Regions from separate parts of the Homo sapiens genome. Here region 2 is linked to region 1. The links are chromatin contacts, found by Hi-C or POLR2A ChIA-PET in ENCODE. All regions are on one chromosome and are shown on one strand. Each heading gives the region's core, a stretch centred on a gene start or an enhancer-like site at or near the end of the contact. The rest is flanking DNA. Distances are from core to core; before and after follow the strand shown.

What was found. A loop is a pair of places that touch in the nucleus more often than their neighbours do. ChIA-PET counts read pairs that join two places held with the same protein, here RNA polymerase II (POLR2A). Pooled maps may share reads with other maps.
Region 2: a loop to region 1 is called in a map of Panc1, with 2.3 times the contacts of the local background. The contact joins the promoter of OCEL1 here to the promoter of ANKLE1 in region 1. A Hi-C loop is called at or near these places in 8 of 168 maps with a recorded cell type or tissue (Caco-2, Panc1, aorta and 5 more), 12 of 37 single-sample maps with no recorded cell type and 15 of 50 pooled maps. POLR2A ChIA-PET finds 5 or more read pairs at or near these places in 29 of 52 experiments (A549, B cell, CD4-positive, alpha-beta T cell and 22 more).

What each region holds. Positions count from the first base shown.
Region 1 is chr19:17,280,569-17,285,918 of GRCh38, forward strand. ANKLE1 (ankyrin repeat and LEM domain containing 1) reads left to right here and starts at 1,333. Exons shown (of 9, transcript NM_152363.6): 1 at 1,333-1,414; 2 at 1,489-1,641; 3 at 2,088-2,193; 4 at 2,296-2,434; 5 at 2,657-3,394; 6 at 3,521-3,698; 7 at 4,863-5,022; 8 at 5,113-5,251. The coding sequence starts at 1,353. RefSeq lists silencers at 1,195-1,244, 1,255-1,344.
Region 2 is chr19:17,222,224-17,227,576 of GRCh38, forward strand. OCEL1 (occludin/ELL domain containing 1) reads left to right here and starts at 4,003. Exons shown (of 6, transcript NM_024578.3): 1 at 4,003-4,093; 2 at 4,470-4,646; 3 at 4,771-4,976. The coding sequence starts at 4,025. RefSeq lists silencers at 3,890-3,979, 4,210-4,329, 4,350-4,399 and enhancers at 3,923-4,597, 4,598-5,271.

The DNA of each region.
Region 1 (5,350 bases), core at 83-2,582:
CAGCTACTGGGGAGGCTGAGGCAGGAGAAGCTGTTGAACCCTGGAGGAGGAGGTTGCAGTGAGCTGAGATCACACCACTGCACTCCAGCCTGGGCAACAAGAGCAAAACTCCGTCTCAAAAATAAATAAATAAATAAAACAAAGACAAGGTCTCCGCCTGTAATCCTAGCACTTTGGGAGGCCGAGGCGGGCGGATCACCTGAGATCAGGAGCTCAAGACCAGCCTGGACAACATGGTGAAACCCCATCTCTACTAAAAATACAAAAATTAGCCGAGAGTGGTGGCACATGCCTGTAATCCCAGCTACTTGGGAGGCCGAGGCAGAATAGCTTGAACCTGGGAGGCAAATGTTGCAGTGAGCCCAGATTGCGCCACTGCACTCCAGCCTGGGCGACAGGGTAAGATCCGGCTCAAAAAAAAAAAAAAAAAAAAAAAAAAAAATAGGGCCTCACTCCGTTGCCCAGGCTGGTCTCAAACTCCTGCACTCACTAAAAGAAAAGAAAAGCAACAACAAACTAGTAGGCTCAAACGATCTTCTCTCCTCAGCCTCCCAAAGCACTGTGCTTAAAGGCGTGAGCTGGGCCCTCGGCCTGGGGGTTGGAAATTGAAGCCTCTATTTTATGTATTTATTTATTTTCTGAGACAGAGTTTTGCTCTGTTGCCCAGGCTGGAGTGCAGTGGTGTGATCATGGCTCACTGCATCCTCGAACTTCCGGGCTCAAGAGATTCTACCAACTCAGCCTCCCAAGTAGCTGGGACCACAGGTGCAAGCCACCCACGCCCGGCTAGTTTTTTGTATTTTTTTGTAGGGACTGGGTTTATCCAAGTTGCCCAGGCTGGTCTCGAACCCCAGAGCTCAAGCAACCCTCCTGCCTGGGCCTCCCGAAGTGCTGGGATTACAGGTGTGAGCCACCGTGCCCGGCCTAAGCCTCTCATAAGGCCGTGCTCCCTGCCAGAGGCCACCCTTGAAGAAGATTCCCTGAGACTTAATGACCTGGGGCACCCCGGACTTTCTTAATCGTAGCTCCACCCACTCGAGCCGGGTGCCTTCGCGTTTCCCGTTTTTAAATGAGATAGTGGCACACCCGGTGGCATCCTCCCACCCGGGCTCTTATCGGCGGTCCCAGACCCTGCTTGAGCGCCTCCGGGTGTCAAGGGCCCCTGAGGACACTAAAGCTCTCGAACCCCGATGTGGACCCCCGTGCGGCGCGGGGCAGCCTGGCTGGGAACCCTGCTCGGCCCTGGAGAGGGGCCCCCCGAGCCGAGGGGAGGAGCGGCGCATGCCCACAAGCCCCCCGCGGGAAGTAGGAAATCGACCGACCAGGCGGTGCGCTTCGGACCCAGCCAGGGCATGTGCTCGGAGGCCCGCCTGGCTCGCAGGTTGCGGGATGCGCTGCGGGAGGAGGAGCCGTGGTGAGGGCGGGGCCGGGGGCGGGCCAGGAGTGGGGGTCTTTGGCCGGGGTCCACTCTGACCGCGGTGTTTGCAGGGCAGTAGAGGAGCTGCTGCGCTGCGGCGCGGACCCTAATTTGGTGCTAGAGGACGGCGCAGCGGCTGTGCACTTGGCGGCCGGAGCCCGGCACCCGCGCGGCCTGCGTTGCCTCGGGGCCCTACTGCGCCAAGGCGGGGACCCCAACGCTCGGTAAGATAGAGCCTGGGTCCGGGGCGGGGTCTCCCCAAGCCGAAGTCTGGGAATCCGGGAAGGGGCGCCCCATCATCCCGGGCCAGGCCTCGGGGCTCGAGGGTGGGGTTTAGGGGATCTTGGGGAGGGAACTTGGGGGTCCAAGGGCAGGGGCTAGGGCTCGAGGGAGGCGCTGGGGTCCCAGACCGAGGGCGTGGAATGGGGCTGCGCTAGGACCAAAGTGGGGATCAAGGGTTCGGATATTGGAGTGGAGGCACCAGGGTCAGACGGCAGAGGTTTGGGTCCTGGCCTGAGGTCATAGCATCTAGGTTCCAAGGGCAGTGTACCAGGGTGGACGGCGGAGATCCGGGAGGCCGAGAACGAAGGCTCCAGGTCCCCAGAGCGGAGATCGGGGTTCCTGCCGGGAGGCTGAGTCCGCAATGACCCCTCTTGCGCTGCCGCCCCAGATCTGTCGAGGCACTGACGCCGCTGCATGTGGCCGCCGCGTGGGGCTGCCGCCGCGGCCTGGAGCTGCTGCTGAGCCAAGGAGCGGACCCGGCGCTGCGCGACCAGGTTGGGAGGCACTGCGCGGGCAAAGAAAGGCTGGGTGAGCCCAGAGGGAGGGAAGGAAGGTAAGAGGGCCTCGGGCGCCCCCTGCTGACCGCGCCCCTGTAGGACGGACTCCGGCCGCTGGACCTGGCCCTGCAGCAGGGACACCTGGAGTGCGCGCGAGTCCTGCAGGATCTCGACACGCGGACCAGGACCCGGACCCGGATCGGGGCAGAGACTCAGGAGCCCGAGCCTGCACCTGGCAGTGAGTAGGGCCTGCAGGGCTGCTGGGGCTTGACTTCTGGACCAGTCCCTGACATCCAGGGTCTTCCCCACCCCACCCATTGGTTCTGACCGTCTCACATCCACTATTTGTGGCCAGCTCTTTCGGCCTCAGACACTCTGATCTCCTTTTTCTGTTTGATCCTATTCTCATCGCTGTCTCATCCCTCCTCCTCTCCTCTCTGGCCCCCACTCTCACCTGCAGCCCCAGGCCTCTCTGGACCTACCGATGAGACGCTGGACTCCATAGCACTCCAAAAGCAGCCATGCAGAGGTGACAACAGGGACATTGGCTTGGAGGCTGACCCAGGACCCCCCAGCCTCCCTGTTCCCCTTGAAACTGTGGACAAACATGGGAGCTCGGCGTCCCCTCCAGGGCACTGGGATTACAGCTCAGACGCCTCTTTCGTCACAGCGGTTGAGGTCTCTGGAGCTGAGGACCCAGCCTCGGACACTCCCCCCTGGGCTGGGTCATTGCCACCGACCAGGCAGGGACTTCTGCATGTTGTCCATGCCAACCAGAGGGTACCTAGGTCTCAGGGCACGGAGGCAGAACTGAATGCCCGTCTGCAGGCCCTGACTCTGACCCCACCAAATGCTGCTGGCTTCCAGTCCTCCCCTTCCTCCATGCCTCTCCTGGACAGGAGTCCAGCTCATAGCCCCCCACGGACACCAACCCCTGGAGCTTCTGACTGCCACTGCCTGTGGGAGCACCAGACATCCATTGATAGTGACATGGCCACGCTCTGGCTGACAGAGGATGAGGCAAGCTCTACAGGTGGCAGGGAACCTGTCGGCCCTTGCCGGCACCTGCCAGTCTCCACTGTGTCTGACTTGGAGTTGCTGAAGGGACTCCGAGCACTTGGTGAGAATCCTCACCCCATCACACCCTTCACCAGGCAGTTGTACCACCAGCAGCTGGAAGAAGCCCAGATTGCTCCTGGTTAGTCTTCCCAGGGCACATGGAGTCCAGGGAGCCTCCAGGAATCTCCCGGAGAACCCCAGCTCTCAGCCCCACTTTCCTCCCCATCTCAGAATCATCCCTTCCTCCATCTCCCTTGACTTCCAGGCCCAGAGTTTTCAGGGCACAGCCTAGAACTGGCTGCAGCCCTGCGGACGGGCTGTATTCCAGATGTCCAGGCAGATGAAGACGCGCTGGCCCAGCAGTTTGAGCAGCCAGATCCTGCCAGGAGGTGGCGGGAGGGGGTCGTGAAGTCTAGCTTCACCTATCTGCTGCTGGACCCCAGGTACTCAGGGCAGGAAAGCCCCAGAAATAGAAACTAGAAAATTTGGGGATTGGTTTTTATTTGCTGTGTGCCCTTAAGAAAGGGACTGGCCCTAGAATCATCAGCTGCTTCTTCTTCTTTTTTTTTATTTTTTTAAGACGGAGTTTCACTCTTGTTGCCAAGGCAGGAGTACAATGGTGCCGTCTCGGCTCACTGCAACCTCCACCTCCCAGGTTCAAACAATCCTCTTGTCTCAGCCTCTCAAGTAGCTGGGATTACAAGCACCTGCCACCACGCCCGACTAATTTTTGTATTTTTAGTAGAGACGAGGTTTCACCATGTTGGCCAGGCTGGTCTCGAACTCCTGACCTCAGGTAATCCACCCACCCTGGCCTCCCAAAATGCTGGGACTACAGGTGTGAGCCACCGCACCGGCCTCTTTTTTTTTTTTTTTTTTTGAGGCGGAGTCTCACTGTTTCGCCCAGGCTGGAATGTAGTAGCGCAATCTTGGCTCACTGCAACCTCCGCCTCCTGGGTTCAAGTGATTCTTGTGCCTCAGCCTCCCAAGTAGTTGGGATTACAGGCATGTGCCACCATGCCTGGCTAATTTTTTTTGTAATTTTAGTAGATATGGAGTTTCACCATGTTGGCCAGGCTGGTCTTGAGCTCCCAGCCTCAAGTGATCCTCCTGCCTTGGCCTCCCAAAGTGTTGGCATTACAGGCATGAGCCCCGGCTGGCCATGGTGGCTCACGCCTGTAATACCAGCACTTTGGGAGGCTGAGGTGGGCGGATCACCTGAGGTCAGCAGTTAGAGACCAGCGTGTTCAACGTGGAGAAACCCCATTTCTACTAAAAATACAAAATTAGCCAGGTGTGTTGGTGCATGCCTGTAATCCCAGCTATTCAGGAGGCTGAGGCAGGAGAATCACTTGAACCCAGGAGGTGGAGATTGCAGTGAACTGAGATTGTGCCATTGCACTCCAGCCTGGGGAACAAGAGTGAAACTCTGTCTCAAAAAAAAAAAAAAAGAAAGCTGCTGAATGTCTTTGGGGAGCCGCTGACTCTCTCTGATCCTGTAATCAGGAGTCACTAGACATGGGTTCAAGATATGTTGTGACTTTAAGGACTGCCTCTGGGGACCACTGTATCCACTTTTCCCTGTCTGAGCTATCCCCTTCATCCAGGGAGACTCAGGACCTGCCAGCCCGAGCCTTCTCACTGACCCCAGCTGAGCGCCTTCAGACTTTCATCCGTGCCATCTTCTACGTGGGCAAAGGGACGAGGGCCCGGCCATATGTCCACCTCTGGGAGGCCCTTGGTCACCATGGGCGGTCAAGAAAACAGGTGTGAGGACAGGGATCAGGGTTCAGCGAGGGCAGTCGGGCCATGGGCAGGGGAGGGTATTGGGGGTGCTGACTCCTGATTCTGCCCTAGCCCCACCAGGCCTGCCCCAAGGTGCGTCAGATCTTGGACATCTGGGCCAGTGGTTGCGGTGTTGTGTCCCTACATTGCTTCCAGCACGTGGTCGCTGTGGAGGCTTATACACGGGAGGCGTGTATTGTGGAAGCCCTAGGTGGGTGCCTGGTACCTAGAATGGGGGTCATATGAAAGGCATTTGGCTTCCCAGTTCCCTCATTTTTTTCCTTCTGAGGGGTGTTCATTTGTTGACTGA
Region 2 (5,353 bases), core at 2,753-5,252, 56 kb before region 1:
AACCCCAGCACTTTGGGAGGCCAAGATAGGCAGATCACTTGAGCTCAGGAGTTCGACACCGGCCTGACCAATATGGTGAAACCTGGTCTCTACAAAAATACAAAAATTAGCCAGGCATGGTGGCACGCACCTGTAATCCCAGCTACTCAGAAGGCTGAGGCAGGAGAATCACTTGAACTCAGGAGGCAGAAGTTGCAGTGAGCCAAGATCGCACCACTACACTCCACCCTGGGTAACAGAATGAGACTCCATCTGAAAAAACAAAAACAAAAAAACGGGGGGAATGGAATGGGGAAGGATGCTTACAGTCGCCCTGCCTCCATAATGTAACATAGTCTTGAGGTGGTAGTCAGCACAACTAGACGAAAAAAAGAGGCTGGGTGCGGTGGCTCACGCCTGTAATCCCAGCACTTTGGGAGGCCGAGGCGGGTGGATCTAGAGGTCAGGAGGTCGAGACCATCCTGGCTAACACGGTGAAACCCCGTCTCTACTAAAAATACAAAAAAAAAATTAGCCGGGCATGGTAGCGGGCACCTGTAGTCCCAGCTACTCGGGAGGCTGAGGCAGGAGAACGGCGTGAACCCAGGAGGCAGAGCTTGCAGTGAGCCAAGATAGCGCCACTGCAGTCCAGCCTGGGCAAAAGAGCGAGACTTCGTCTCAAAAAAAAAAAAAAAGAAAAAAAAAGAAAAAAAGAAATGGGGCCAAATATGGTGGTGCACGCCTGTGGTCCCAGATACTTCAAAGGCTGAGGCAGGAGGATTGCTTGAGGCCAGAAGATAGAGACTAGCCTGGGCAACAATAGCAAGACCCTGTCAATAGAATAAATAAAATGCCAGGCATGGTGGCTCATGTCTTTAGTCTCAACTACTTGGGAGGCTGAAGCAGGAGGACTGCTTGAGCCTAGGAGTTTAAGACCTGACTGGGCAACATAGCGAGACCCCATCTCTACCAATAAAAATTTAAAAATTATCCAGGTGTAGGCCACCTGGTTGGCTCACCAGGCCACACTGGCCAAGATGGTAGAACCCTGTCTCTACTAAAAATACAAAAATTAGCCAGGCATGGTGGCGGGCACCTGTAATCCCAGCTACTCAAGAGGCTGAGCCAGGAGAATTGCTTGGCCCAGGAGGCGGAGGTAGCAGTGAACCGAGATCACACCACTGCACTCCAGCCTGGGAGACAGAGCAAGACTCCGTCTAAAAAAAAAAAATTATCCAGGTGTGGTGGTGCGTGCCTATAGTACCAATTATTCAGGAGGCTGAGGCAAATGATCACTTGAGCCCAGGAGCCCAAGTGATCATGCTGCACTGAGCTATGATCGTGCCACTGCACTCCAGACTGTGCAACACGGTGAGACCCCATCTCTAAAACAAACAACAAGAAAAAAAGAAATGAGATTGAAAAATAAGAGAAGAAAAATAAGAAATGAGAAGGCAAAATTATTTGCAGATGATATGACCGTATATATGATAGGCCCAAGCGATGTGACTAAAAATATTTCAATAAAAGAATTCCTTAAGCTAGCAAGAGACTTATAGATATTTAAAAATTCATTTCTTGTATACTATATATGTATATAGCTTTAAAATGTATTAAAGCATCCCATTTATAGCAGCAATAAAAAAAGATACACTGCCTGCTTAAACGAATTTTGTTGACATTTGAAGAACTTTTTTTGGAGTCGCCCAGGCTGGAGTGGTACAGCAGCACAATCGTGGCTCACTGCAACCTCCGCCTCCCGGTTTCAAGTGATCTCCTGCCTCAGCCTCCTGAGTAGCTGGGATTACAGGTGTGTGCTACCATGCCTGGCTAATTTTTGTATTTTTAGTAGAGACGGGGTTTCACCATGCTGGCCAGGCTGGTCTTGAACTCCTGACCTCAAGTGGTCCACCCACCTCGGCCTCCCAGAGTGCTGGGATTACAGGCATAAGCCACCTTGCCCGGCTGACATTTGAAGAACTTCTAAAAATCAACAAGAAAAAACATTTGCAGGATATAACAGGAAAAGAATTACGAAATAGAGAAATAGTCTCTAAATTTTTTCACTCATACACTAGGCAATATTTCCTTTTTTTTGAGACAGTCTCTCAACTGTCATCCAGGCTGGAGTGCACTGGCGCAATCTTGGCTCACTGCAACCTCTGCCTCCCGGGTTCAAGCGATTCTCCTGCCTCAGCCTCCCAAGTAGCTGGGATTACAGGCGCCCGCCGTCACACCTGGCTAATTTTTTATATTTTTAGTAGAGACGGGGTTTCACTATGTTGGCCAGGCTGGTCTCGAACTCCTGACCTTGTGATCCGCCCGCCTCGGCCTCTCAAAGTGTTAGGATTACAGGCGTGAGCCACCGCGCCTAGCCTTAGTAGGCAATATTTTCAACTTTGAAAGTACAGGTGAGGGGCCAGCGCTGTGGCTCACGCCTGTAATCCCAGCACGCTGGGAGGCCGAGGCAGGCGGATCACGAGGTCAGGAGATCGAGACCATCCTGGCTAACACGGTGAAACCTCGTCTCTACTAAAAAATAGAAAAAATTAGCCGGGCGTGGTGGTGGGCGCCTGTAGTCCCAGCTACTCAGGAGGCTGAGGCAGGAGAATGGTTTGAACCCTGGAGGCGGAGCTTGCAGTGAGCCGAGATCGCGCCACTGTACTCCAGCCTAGGAGACAGAGCGAGACTCCGTCTCAAAAAAAAAAAAAAAAGAAAAGAAAGTACAGGTGAGGGAATCCGTTATCATGCCAGTGCCGCCAAGGTTGTGGGAAAACCCCTGTATCTCTTGGAGCATAAATGGTACAATCTCACTAAGGAGTAACTTGGCAGTATGTTCCAAATGTAAAATACACACATCCCAGACAGGAGGCTGAGGCAGGAGGATCGCTTGAGTCCAGGAGTTGGAAAACAGCCTGGACCCATAAGGACATTTCCTCTCAAAAAAAAAAAAAAAAAAAAAAAAAAAAAATGCCAAGCACGATTATGGGATCACACCTGTAATCCCAGCACTGTGGGAGGCTGAGGCGGGTGGATTGCTGGAACTCGGGAGTTCAAGACCAGCCTGAGCAACGCGGCGAGATCCCGTCTCTACAAAAAACACAAAAATTAGGGAGGCGTTGTGTCACCTGTGGTTCCAGCTATTTGGGAGGCTGAGGTGGAAGGATCAATTGAGGCTAGGAAGGAGGTCGAGGCCACAGTGAGCCATGATCATGCCCTCCAGCCTGGGCAACACAGCCTCTCTCTCTCTCTCTCTCTATATATATATATATAAAAGGCCGATTTGGGGCACACTGTCTATAAGTTAGCTCTGCTCTGCCAGGAACAGTACTGTTCAGTAAAGATGCCATCTAACACCACCTGCTCGCCCTTAAAAGAAATAAAAGAAAAAGAAAGAAAGGGGCGGGTGCGGTGGCTCACGCCTGTAACCCAGCACTTTGGGAGGCCGAGGCAAGCGGATTGCTTGAGTCCCGGAAGCTGTTCAAGACCAGCCTGGCTAAAATGACGAAACTCCGGGCGGGCGCGGTGGCTCACACCTGTAATCCCAGCACTTTGGGAGGCCGAGGCGGACGGATCACTTGACGTCAGAAGTTTGAGACCAGCCTGGCCAATGTGGCGAAACCCCGTCTCTACTAAAAATACAAACAACAACAACAGCAAAAAATTAGCTGGGCGTGGAAGTGTGCGCATGTAGTCCCAGCTACTCGGGAGCCGGAGGCAGGAGAACCGCTTGAACCCGGGAGGCGGAGGCTGCAGTGAGCCGAGATCACGCCACTGCATTCCAGCCTGGGCAAGTGAGACTCTTGTTAAAAAATTTTTTTCATATAATTGCTGAAAAAAATAAATAAGTTTAAATTTGCAAAACCATCCCGTTTTTTCAGACAAACTTGAGGGTCGAGGTCGGAGTCGACCATGTTTCGAAGGTGTGTGGCCACGCCCAGCCAGGTCAGCCCCGCCCCCAGGCCGTCAGGCCCAGCCCCCTTTCGTCAGACCCCGCCCCCAGCCCTGCTGAGCGACCCCGCCAGTCGGGTCCATCCTGCAGTAAATGCACAACCCGGACGGAAGTGCCTCTCCGACAGCAGATCCAGGCTCGGAGCTCCAGACGCTGGGACAGGTGACCCGGGGCGGTAGCGAGCCGGACGGCCTTGCAGGTGGGGCGGAGGTCCCGAGGAGCTCCTCGGGCGCGGTCGTCTGTGGGCTCTGCGCGCCCTGGAGGTCGAGGCTCCGGCAGCGCGGGGGTTAACTCGAGCCGGTCCCAGGCTGCGCGGCGACGTCAGAGTTCATTTACATAGCGCTTATTTGGGTTGCGCAGTCGTGGGCGGGGTCTGGACGTCGCTGCGGACCAATCGCGTGCGTCTATGCAAATAGCGGTCGTTCTGGGGAACTCTGCTCCCGCGGGGTGAGAGTTGGCCGCTCTTCGGCCGAGCTGCCCGCGCGTCCTTTCTCCGTGCGCGTCGTCAGGCGTGTCCTCTCCGCGTGTCCACCCACAGGCCGCCCGCAGACCACCCCCGCCGCGCGCGGGACACGACGCCCCCCGCAGGACCCGCCCATCAGCCCGGAAACCCCTGAGCTGCTTCTCCCGGAGGCCGATGCCCACCCGGGAGCCCCCAAAGACTCGCGGCTCCCGGGGGCACCTGCATACTCACCCGCCTGGGCCTGGGCCCCCGGTGAGCCTGACCGGGAGGGGGTCCCCAGGCCGGGCCTCTAGGCAAAAGATTTAGCCCCTCCAGTTTGAGGGACTCCGGTTTCCCGACACCCCGATTTAACTCCAGACCACGATTCCTGTGGCAGCTGCAGGGACTGGCGCCCCGAGGCCTCAAAACCAGCGCCCCCCGCCCTCCGTGCCAGCCCCAGCCGGGACCCCACAAGGCAAAGACCAAGAAGATTGTGTTTGAGGATGAGTTGCTCTCCCAGGCCCTCCTGGGCGCCAAGAAGCCTATTGGAGCCATCCCTAAGGGGCATAAGCCTAGGCCCCACCCAGTGCCCGACTATGAGCTGTGAGTGTCCCCCATGTGATTCTTCATGCCTGGGATCAGGAGAGGGGCACTGAGGCTGGGGCTTTGATAGTTGAATAAGAGTTTACCAAAGAGTAGAAAGGAAAGGATCCCTTGCTGATCAGTAGTGGGATTGTCCCTGTGAATAAGCCACTGCACTCCAGCCTGGGCAACACAGTGAGATCCCGTCTCCGAAAATAAATAAATAAATAGGCGAGGCGCGGTGGCTCATGCCTGTAATCCCAGCACTTTGGGAGGCTGAGGCAGGCGGATCACCTGAGGTCAGGAGTTCGAGACCAGCCCGGCCAACATTGTGAAACCCCGTCTCTACTAAAAACACAAAAATTAGCTGGATATAGTGGCGCATGCCTGTAATCCCA